Linked DNA regions of Homo sapiens: region 2 is linked to region 1. The links are chromatin contacts, found by Hi-C in ENCODE. All regions are on one chromosome and are shown on one strand. The core of a region is the stretch at or near the end of the contact, and the rest is flanking DNA. Distances in the headings are between cores, read along the strand shown. Region 1 holds the start of LINC02923 (long intergenic non-protein coding RNA 2923). Region 2 overlaps KLHL29 (kelch like family member 29).

Evidence for each region. Hi-C counts contacts between places; a loop is a spot of excess contacts on that map.
Region 2: a map of chondrocyte shows a loop between it and region 1 (2.3-fold over the local background). The contact joins the enhancer-like site here to the promoter of LINC02923 in region 1. A Hi-C loop is called at or near these places in 1 of 168 maps with a recorded cell type or tissue (chondrocyte).

The regions. Positions count from the first base shown.
Region 1 is chr2:23,386,032-23,391,477 of GRCh38, reverse strand. LINC02923 (long intergenic non-protein coding RNA 2923) reads left to right here and starts at 4,160. Exons shown (of 6, transcript NR_187213.1): 1 at 4,160-5,446. The region is part of intron 1 of KLHL29 (kelch like family member 29); the gene reads right to left. RefSeq lists silencers at 4,413-4,462, 4,633-4,802, 4,823-4,942, 5,183-5,446.
Region 2 is chr2:23,592,073-23,597,518 of GRCh38, reverse strand. All of the region lies in intron 3 of KLHL29 (kelch like family member 29), which reads right to left. Among named protein-coding and RNA genes, the nearest start is that of LINC02923, 210 kb to the right of the region's middle. Within about 2 kb of position 3,323, at least 7 of the 41 ENCODE cell types and tissues checked have a DNase peak (open chromatin) inside an H3K27ac peak, as active enhancers do.

The sequences.
Region 1 (5,446 bases), core at 2,911-5,410:
CCAGCCTGGGCAACAAGATCAAAACCCCGTCTCAAAACAAAGAAAACATCAAAATAGCAGCAATTCCACTTCTGGGTATAGACCCAGAAACACTGAAAACAGGATGTCTTATACTCCTGTTCACAGCAGCGTTATTCTCAGTAGCTACAACATGGAAGCAACCCAAATCTCCATCAACAGATGAATGGACAAACAAAATGTGGCCCATACATGCAATGCAATATTATTCAACCTTAAAAAGGAAGGAAAGCCTGTCCCATGCCACAAGATGTGATAAACCTGGAAGACGTTATGCTAAGTTTAACAAGCCCATCACAAAAGGATGAATGTGGCATGATTCCACTCACCTGAGGGATCTAAGGTAGTTGAATGTATAAACAGGAAGTAGAATGGCGGATGCCAGGGGCTGAGGGAGGTAGGAATGGGGACATGATGTTTAACGGGTATAGACTTTCAGTTCTGCAAGACGAAGGGTTCTGGAGCTTGCTTGCACAACAATGTGAATGCTACGAATGCACAGTTAAAAATGGTAAAGGTGGCTCATGCCTGTAATCCCAGCACTTTGGGAAGCTGAGGCGGGTGGATCACCTGAGGTCAGGAGTTCGAGACCAGCCTGGCCAACATGGTGAAACCCCGTCTCTACTAAAAATGCAAAAAAATTTGCTGGGCGTGGTGGCAGGCGCCTGTAATCCCAGCTACTCTGGAGGCTGAGGCAGGAGAATCTCATGAACCCAGGAGGCAGGGGTTGCAGCGAGCCAAGATTGTGTCATTGCACTCCAGCCTGAGTGACAGAGTGAAACTCCTTCTCAAAAAAAAAAAAAAAAAAAGTAAAGATGGTAAATTTTATGTGTTTTTAAACCATGGTTTAAACAAAGTGACAGAACATATATTTGTGTATATATAACTATATATATGTATGTGTATATATATGTGTGATTATCTGTTTACAAATATATATATACACATACATATATCCTTAAAATGATCAGTGATTTTAAAATGTCAAAAACCTACAAATCATAACAATAGACACCTGTGAGGCCAATGGCAGCCTGTAAATGGCCTAGCGGCTGTCGTCTTTGCGCACGCTAGATCCCCGGCCGTTACAACCATGCTCGCCGTTCTTGTTCCAGCTTGTGAGTCATCATTTGCAGCTGCACAGTCGAGAGTCTCTGAACTACTTGAATTTCATGCAGATACCCTCTCGCACAGAAAATGAGAACTCTTCTCCTTTCTACCCTAAAGGTGGAAATGCTCCCAAACGATAAAATTGATTTCACAAAGAACTCTGTTGCTACTTCCAGTGATCAACTTGCCTCATCTTAATTGGCAGTTTCAGTTTTCCTGTTTTCAAGTGGTTTCCTTGAAGAAAGTACAGGCTGCATTTACTGTGGGAGAAGTAAGCCTGTGGCGGTTGTAGGAAGAACCACAGAGTTTGCTTTCAGGGTGGTCCTGATCTCAGCATTTTTGATCTAAGGTGCAGGTAAAGAATTTGGATACATCTTTCCTTGTTAACCAAAATTAAGACCATTTTCTATGGTAAAATTTACTTCAGACAAAAGTACATTCCAGGAATTATGCTACCTAATTTTTTAGCACATCAGGCGATGACCCCAGATTACTTAAGAAATAAAAACTGACTATCTTCTACACAAACTACAGATATTCTACCAGCTTCCAAACATTTGCGTGGATATGTGTCTAGCACAGTGAAAGATGCTAAGACAGGCCTGGGAAACATATGATTTATCTGTTTAAACATATATTCCGCCCCCCCCTTTTTTTTTTCTGAGACTAGGTCTTGCTCTGTTGCCCAGTACAGTGGCGTGATCACTGTTCACTGCAGCCTCAACTTCCTGGGCTCCAGCAGTCCTCCCATCCACTAACACATTTCTTGTTCTCCAGTCCTCTTACACAGTAACTGCCTTGGTTTATCCTCATTCAGCACAACTAAAGGCTGGATTTCTTATTCATGATGTTTCTTCCTCCTCCTATCCCCAAGTAGGCACTTAGTTGACTGATTACAGAATCACAAAGTTGGTTATAATTCCATTTCTTCATCTGACTTTGAACTTAAGTGTTCCAATTACTTTGCCTGATCCTAATAAGTCAGTAGCGTGCTAATGCTTGCCTTGATATTTCTGAAATATACAGGGTTGTGATTAGCATGGGATTGCATCATTAGAAAGCTAAGTTGAAAGTGGGTGAGCAAAATCATCACTCGCATTTAAGTAAAACTGCCTGTTCAGTGGACTTACAATGTTACTATGATCCTAGGGGCACTATATGCTGTGACTAAATATATATTGTATTTGGAAAATCCTCTGCTGTTCTGAAAACTTCTGGCTTTGACCACTACTAGAAAAGACCCCAGGACAGACCTGCTCTAATATAGTCTCGAAGTCTCTCCAAGCCAGATACAACCGATGACACAAAGAATGCCTAAGCCATAACAGTACTGGGATTTTAAAAAAAAAAAAAAAAAAAAGAAGAAGAAAGAAAGAAAAAAAGGAAGGAAGCAAAAAGGAGGAAGGAAGGAAAAACTTTAGTTAGTTCTGCTGGACTGAATTGATGTCTCCCAGCCAAAAAGTGAGAAAGCTTTACAGTAAGCCTGCTGAAAGAAAGAAAAAAAAAACCCATGTACACATACATATCAAATGAGATGCCAAAAAATGACATTAGTATTAGGGGTGCCATTTGAGTTGATGAAAAAAAATTAACTCCTTTATATCTGTATGTAGCTGGGAATAGTGTAGGCTTTTAGAAACTAGCAGGAAAAAAGAAGGAGATACTTTAAACTAGGAATGGTTTGTAGCCAAATCAATTGATAAAAGAAGGAAAAAGATGGCACAACTAAAATTGATGCCAAAGATTTATAAGGTTGACTAAATAAAAATGAATGGATCACCATGGAAATGCATGAATACTGAAATAGGCAAGATTTGAATAGACTAATGATGTGCCTCACTTAAACTGACAGGTGTTGATAACAACGGTGACACTCAATCCACACCAACCGCCACACTTCCAACATGTTTATTCCTAGAAAACAGGCTGGATTTAGAGGTTCCTTTGGTAATAGTTTATAAGCAAAATGCATTTTCCGGTCTTAAAGTGACTGACTCAATGCTCATCTACTGGAAAAACAAAAAAAAGGTTTTTATCCATTTTGTTCCTAGATATGAGGAGCTGCAGTTAGCAAAAGTCATTCTCCTGGGCTCTACTAGTCTTTGTTTCAATAAACCTCCCACAAACCTGAATTCTCAGTCTTGCTTGTCTCCCACACTGAGTACTTGAAGTATGACCACCACTCATTAGAAACATAATTAAAAAGACACAACACTAGATCCCCACCCCCCATCACATTCAGATGAAAACCAATAACCCTTAATCTATTTGTTACCATGGCTACCATAGGATATTTTATTTCAGTAAAACTCTAGGTATTTCGTTTGGATTGCTGCTTGCAAATGAAAGTTGGAGACCTATAAATTTCCATAACCGAGAGACCGAGGAGAAGAAAATGTTTTTCTTAATCACAGGCAAATATGGTTTATAAGATGTTTGTGCAGAAAAGTTATTAAAATTGGTTAGATGCATCAGCCCATAAACCAATTTAAATGCCATTAAATTCATATAGAGTTTAAAAGGCACATGTGCTAGTAATTCCCTGATTTATAGCAGGGTGATAAATCAAGTGCACTCCAGCACAATGTATGGGACGGAGACTATTCATCAGTAGCACACAGCTCCATACCTGTATAAACACCTAGATTATGGACTAATCAAATACACGCATGCCAACCAGCCTTTAAAGTATTCACTAGTGCTTACTGGACATGTTTTCTCTAAGTGTCGGAAAGAACAATCTATAAAATTGTTCATTCTCCTCCCTCACAAAAAAATTAAAAAGCTCTATACCTTCTTTCCATAATAATAATAATAATAATAATAATAATAATAATAATAATAAATCAGGAATGAGGTGGGACAAGTCTGCTGTCATTCATCTGAAAATGAAGCAATTCCTCAAATCTGCCCTCCCAGGGCTGAGTTAGTGATAAGACCACACGGCGAGGAAGAAACTCTGTAGTGACTAGACAGATGACTTTAAAGAGACTGAAACTAGTATAAATACAGCCGTAACCAGGACAGATCTGTCATTGCAAGAGGAGTCCGAATCCCAGCGTTGCTGGACTGGAGAGAGGCTGGAACCTGCAGCAGCGGGCCGGGATGCCGCTGAGCTGCCGAAGTGGAAGTTTCGCAGGCAGCAGCAGCTCGGCGTCCTCCACGGTCTGGTCCCTCCAGCGCCGAGGTCTCGCCTAATGCTACATAAATACCTGCGTCCACGATTCGCCCGGGGCGCGCCGCGGCGCAAGCACGGGAGGGAGGGAGGAGAACGTTTGCAGAGCGGCGGGGATGGCAGCGGCGGCGGCGGCAGCTCCTTACCCATCAGCATCTCTGGGGGCCCGCGCGAGGGCCCGCCAACGGACCGCGTCTGCCGCTTGGTTCCACAGCCCAGGGACGACAACTGGCTTCTCAGCGGGTGGACCCAGGCATCCGAGACTCGCGCGTGGCCGCCACCCCCTCCTCCGAGACGGCTGGCCGCAGGCAGGCAGCGCGTCCCCGCCTTCCCCAGGCAACGCAGAGGCGACCTGCCCTAAGAGCCACCTCCGACCTACCCCGGCTCCCAGCCCCGCGCTCCGGCCCCAGGCGAGCACGTCCCTCCCTTGGGGCCCGGGGCCGACGCTGCCCAGCGCGGGCACCCGCGCGGCGACCGCAGATAACCCTAGCGCTCTCAGCCCGCTCCAGGCCACGGAGACCGGGACGCGAGCCCTGGGCTCCCCCGGCCCCCCGAGGCCATCGGGGCGCGCGTTCACACTCCCACACTACACATCTCCAGGTCCACCCTGTCCCACACATCAACAACCCCTCCCCAACGACACCACCTCCTGGCCGCTTCGCCGTCCCCGTGAGCTCTCCTTTCCGCGTCCCCCCACAACACGCTGGCACCCACAAGGTGTCAAGGGAAGTGTGCGTGTGTGTGTCGGGGTGGGGTGGGTCACAATAAGGTCTGTGCGGGTTCCCTCCCGACGGTTTTCGAGCTCATCTACCTCGAAAGTTACTTGGGATTGAGTAAAGAGACCCAGTCCCCAAATGCGAGATCAGAGGACGCGAGGGGCAGAAAACCCCAACCTGGCTTCTCGCTGCACAGAGGCGCGCACCTCCCCAAAGGACAGTGCGCGCGGCCGCCCCTGGGGGCCAGCCCTCCGTCGCCTCCAGGTCTCCTGCCCGGCCGGGGCCCTGGGCCGCTCAGGGGAACGTGGCCTGGAGAGGGGCGCGCGCCGCCGGGCCCAGCAGGGGGGCTGCTCCGGCCAGGGGTCACACAAGCCTCCAGCACCTCCGAACACCGTGACAGTGGCCCCAGGCAGCCCCGGTGCATACA
Region 2 (5,446 bases), core at 2,074-4,573, 210 kb before region 1:
CTGGGAGGCAGAGGTTGCAGTGAGCCAAGATTGTGCCACTGCACTCCAGCCTGGGTGACAGAGCGAGACTCTGTCTCAGAAAAAAAAAAAAAAAAAAAAAAAAAAAAAAAATATATATATATATATATATATATACACACACACACATATATATATACATACACATATACATACACACACACACACACACACACACACACACACACACATATATATATATATGAGAGAGAGAGAGATAGATTGAGAGCGAGATGGGTGAACAGACACGTAGCAAGTTTGCAACCTGGCCCAGAGGAAACAATGCCCTCATCAGACTCTTCCCAGAGATGTGACCTCAATCTCTCTACCTATTATATTGGAAAAATGATAAGCAAATGCCTGCCTAATTGTACCTTTTTAAAAGACAGTCTTCCCTGAACACTTATAAAATATGTGGGCCTGGGTTTCAGAGAGAGCTTGTCCCCCAAAAGCAGAGCCCTCTATATAAAGCAGCAAGCGATCCAGCTCTGAAAAGTATTTTGCTTCTCTTTTCAGTGGGAAGAGACTTCACCATTAGCTCTATTTGATTCTAAACGCAGCCCTGAGCTTTCCTGTATCCCCAGGCACCTATCTGGCTGGGACCACTCCAGAAGTAGCACTTACATGAGTGCCATGAGTAAGAAGGAGGAAAATCTGAAAAATGGGTAAAGTATGTACCAGGAATCCCTTATTTATTTATGTCCTCCTGGGGGAACCTGTTTCTGAGATGAAGAAAATAATTTCGCCGTTGTGTGTAAGAGATGGCTCTGCCCCAGCATCGGAGTCTTCCTATCGCCCTCATTTAGAGGGAGATGCTTGCAGGATAGGGGTTAAAGGCGTGCTAAAGAGGCACATTCCCACGATGGCAGCATACGTCCCCAGACATGATGTGTTCCCGCCAGCACAATCTCATCTTCCATTATGGAGAAGGATGACTCAGCGTGAGGTCTATTTTCTGTTTAGACTTAAGCCACGTTGTGTGCAAGGACAGTGTGGCATGGCCCCTGATAAATCACAGCGAGCCTCCTAGTGACTCTGTTCTGCTCCAACGTGAGTGCGCTTATGAAACGGGTTCCTTCCTCTCCCCTGGGATGCAGCCACCAGGACACCAAGACCTCTGCTCGGAGACAGAGACTCATAGGGGCGTGTTGGTAGCTGAAGCCTGGAGGAGAACTCAAGAAAACCCTTGCAAAATGAGGTGGGCATGATTTAAATCCACTACATTTTTAATCTGCCAACAACCCTAAGGGATAGGGCTGCAGCTGCCTGGCAGGGTCAAAGCAGATGGCAGCAGGGTACAAGGCTGTTGCCCTGCCCCGCCCCCGGCCTGCCCGTCCGGCTGGCTGCCGAGGGTGCTCTATTGTATGCGGCTCAGTTCAAACCACCAACAGACCCAGCTTCTCCATGGCAACCCCAAGCAGGCCGTGCATTCCAGAGGCTATGCTGGCAGCAAATGTGGACCCAATGCCACAAAACGGTGTCCTCCTGACAAACCACGGGGAGTGTGAAAACCTTCTGGAATGCTTCTGAGGAAGAAGCCCGCCCAGGACTAGCTGGGGATGGGATGGGGATGCAGGAGAGTGATTTACAGACAGGGAGTCATGGTGTCTGGAAGGGGCATGCTGCTTGCGTGGGGAGCTCACAATTCACTGGCCTAGCAGCCACCCTGGGAGAGCTGGGATCCTGGTGGAGAGACAGCATGGGAAGGGATGGAGGAGGACCTGCAGAGGGCAGTCTGCAAGATTTGGTGGCTCCAGGGTGTCCAGATGGAGTCCCCTGGCTGTGTGTTGGGGACACTGCCTCCTAGGAGGTCACGTCCTCTGCCCCCCAAGTGACCAGGACACTGCTCCCCTCTACTTGCACCCACACAGTCACACCACAGCCTGGCAGTGCCCGCTGCCTGCCACCCTTCCTGCCCACTCCTTCTCTGCGTCCATCTCTCATCCTTCTACTGCTGACTGTACCTCTGCCAGTGTCCAGCCCCAGGCCTGTGCAGAGACATCTGCCCACCTTCCCAAGCCTTGGCACAGAGAGGGCAGGTAGGAGAACAAAGGGCTATGCCTTGGGTCAGGAATATCAGCATTTGAACCTGTCACTTGGGTTTGAGTGATCTTGGGCAAGTTAGTTAACATGCTGGGACCTCAGTTCCCTTCTCTGTAAAACAGAGACAAAAATGCTGGCTTTGGTAGGGTTTTGTGGGAGAAACGGGATAGGATTATAATACATGGAAAGGCAAATGACGTTGCAGGAAAGAAGGGTTCCTTCCCCTCTCCTTTCCACACCCCACAGCCACTTCCCACACCCCACAGCCCCTTCCCTTCCCAGGCCCTCTGCGGGTGCCTCTTTCTGGGCGCCTGCAACAGAGAACCAAAGTTAGGAAAAGTGATCCTCCAGAAATGGACAGAGAAGTCCACCAGGATATTCCAAACACTCCGTCTCTGTTGTGGTAAACGATGACTTTAATTTACAAAGCACACGAATACTAAATCTTCATGAAATTAAAAACTATATTATTTATGTGAGCGGAAACGGAAAATGGTCTGTAGCTAGCAGCTATCCTGCTTTGTAGGAGGAACACTAAAATAATTAAAACCACTCGTGCTTCAGTAATAAATAATGATAATAAATAAATGTCCTGACCTTAAGCAAAAATATAAAATTAAAACCCATTTGGTATGTAAATTCATTCAGGACACTAGTGTGTCTCCCAGCCCAAGATGATGTAGAATGGGAGCAGCATTCACTACATGAATTTTGAAAGGAAAAGTCAAAGAACAACAGAGTTGTGTGTGCATTGACTCATTATTCTACTTTAATTCCATCTAATGCTTTGTGGAGCCTGGAGGCTGGGACATTAATTTCCTGCTTTTTCTGTTTCACCAATTCCTCATGGAGACCAGGAGAAAGAATTTCAATCCTGGAGGCTGAAATCAGGGGACAGAGAAAACGGCAGGAGAGATGGAGAATTGAAATGCAGGAAGGCCATTTTTAATGTGTTTACAGAAACACGGTGAAAAGAAGTCAGCGAAGAAGGGCACTGGTGTTGGCCGGGGGTGAGCTCCTGAGTGTCTGGGATTAGAACAATCCAGGAGGAACGAAATGTCCCTGGTCTTGGGTCCAGGTGGGAGCCATTCCAGAGCCCGGAGGAGCCGGGCAGGAAGTCTGCGGGCGCCTCAGACTTCAGGAAAACGCGAATTGGTTCCAGATGGTGACACCTCCACCTCTGAGTGCCCGGCTTTACCATGAAATCGCTGCATGTTCCATGAAGCCAGCGACTCCCCGGAGCACTCCCAAATAAGGCCGGTCTGGTAAACAAGGCAACGCGCCAGGCAGAGAAAACAGAACCTTCCCACCTCTGCTGTATAATCAACTCCTCGACACCCCTGTCATTAAATCCCCTCCTCCAAGGGCTGCCACACCCAGCCTTTCATTTCAGTCTCATAACTACCTTGTGAAGTGGACGAGGAAGAGATGGTTATTCCTGTTTGATAGGCAGGGAAACTGAGGCACAAGGGCTCACAGAGAAGACATGGCAGGGAAATGATCAGACCCTTCTCCCAGGCCCGGGCTCTGTGTAATCAGGGAGGGAGGGGCCCTGAAGGAAAAGCTTGTGGACAACAAGCACGTAGGCGACACGCCTGGCCACAGGGTGCCCTGGCCCTCCCACCTCTTATGTGTAAAATGAGGGTCCTCCCTTAGAATTCACTGCCTTGGAGCTGTGCAGGCTGAGATATCTAAACTGTAAGGGCAGCCCCTGGGAGGGCTTTCCGAGGTGAAGACACTGCATTTCACAGCTGGGTTTTAGGTGTCAAGGCACAGTAGATGGGAGCAGGCTCCCTGGACCACCCTGGTCCTGACCCCACGTTCCCCGAGGGGTCTGACGTCCTTCCATCACTTCTCCTCCGCACCACTGCCCCAAAGGAGTGGTGAGAGGAACCACCCCACAGGAAAGGGAGACCCATACACATTCTGCTGTCCAAGGGGACCCAGAAGCACCAGCACCAAACAGATGCACTGAATAGATGCATCTGTTAGACACATAGGCCTGGAGACCGGGCTTGGGGAGAGTAAAAGGGCTGTGCAGCTATTCACCGCAGGCCCTGTTTTCACCCCTCTTGTATGACCACCCCCACTCTTCCACACAGAAAAGAATGTGAAAAATCCAACCCAAACCTTCCAGTGTCTGAATGCTCCCAAGCATCCACAGGGTTAGTAAATAAAACATTGGGATCAGTGACTGATTTTCTTCATTTTTGAGCCTCAGGATCACATTAGAAGTCCTGGACAGTCAACAAGCCACCAGAGGAGGCACGCTGGTGACAAAGATGTTCTTTCTCCAGCCTGCTTGACAACCTCCAGCCCAAGGACTCCCGGGAGCTGGGGTGGCCCCCTTCCCAAAGGACATCTCTAGTCTACTTCAACTTATCTAGGACCTCAATATCCCCACCCGCTCCTGCTTGCTAATTTCTGCATGACTCCACGGTGGACACAAACCACAGCACTCGAGCAGAGAACAATGAAGCCCTGAGAAGACCAGTGGGGTAGCTGGGAAAAGTCTTAAAGACCTACAAAACCAAATGGTGGAAATCTCTCAAGAGAGGCTTTTGGGTCAAGTGTAAAGTTCCTGGACCAACGTGCCTGCAGGGAGGGGACACCAGCTTACCTGCAGAAGGTCACCGGGACTTCCATTCCCCTTTGGGGGCCAGGAGATGGTCTGTTTGCTTCAACAGATTCATAAAGAATCTTGTCCTCTTGGCTGTCCCTGAGAAGGAGCAAGGTCATTGCAAGCTCTTGGTTCTTCCCTCTCTTTTGGGCAGATAAGCCACATCCCTGTCAGGTCTACTATGGAAAGAGGATGGATTCTTGCTTTGCACTAAAAATTCCATGCGACCCCAAAGCAGGGCTGACTTCAGAGGAGACCCAGGCTGCAGCCAGCCTGGCAGGGCCTGCACACATCTCTGTGCTCCTGGAGAGGCCCCCGGCCTGCGGCCATGTGGACCCTGAGCCTCTCTCTGGGCAGCTCAACTGCTAGGTCCCTGCTTGGCTCCCAGGTCAGAATGTTCCCGAGCAGCTGCCCCAGGACACAAATAACAGCTCCAGGAAGCAGAGCTCAGAGACAGCAGGGCTCAGCCTCTAGGACTCCTGGGTCTTAGGGTCAGAGTGGCCTGGAGCTTTGGGTGGGCAACCAGGGGCTCAGGATGGGAATCGGCACCCCTGGGACTAATGGGGCCCTGGAGCCGGGGTCACCAGCCTGATGGCCGGGCTTCTGACGTGCTCCTGTGCCCCTGGCTGGCTCCCTTTGTGAATGCCACTGCTGCTGCAGGCCAGCTGGGGCCACCAACCACTGATGAGGATGGGCCCCTCCAGAGGGTCTCTAATTTCCACAGCAGTGAGTGGGTGCAGCCCGCTTCCAGTAGGTGCTCAAGAA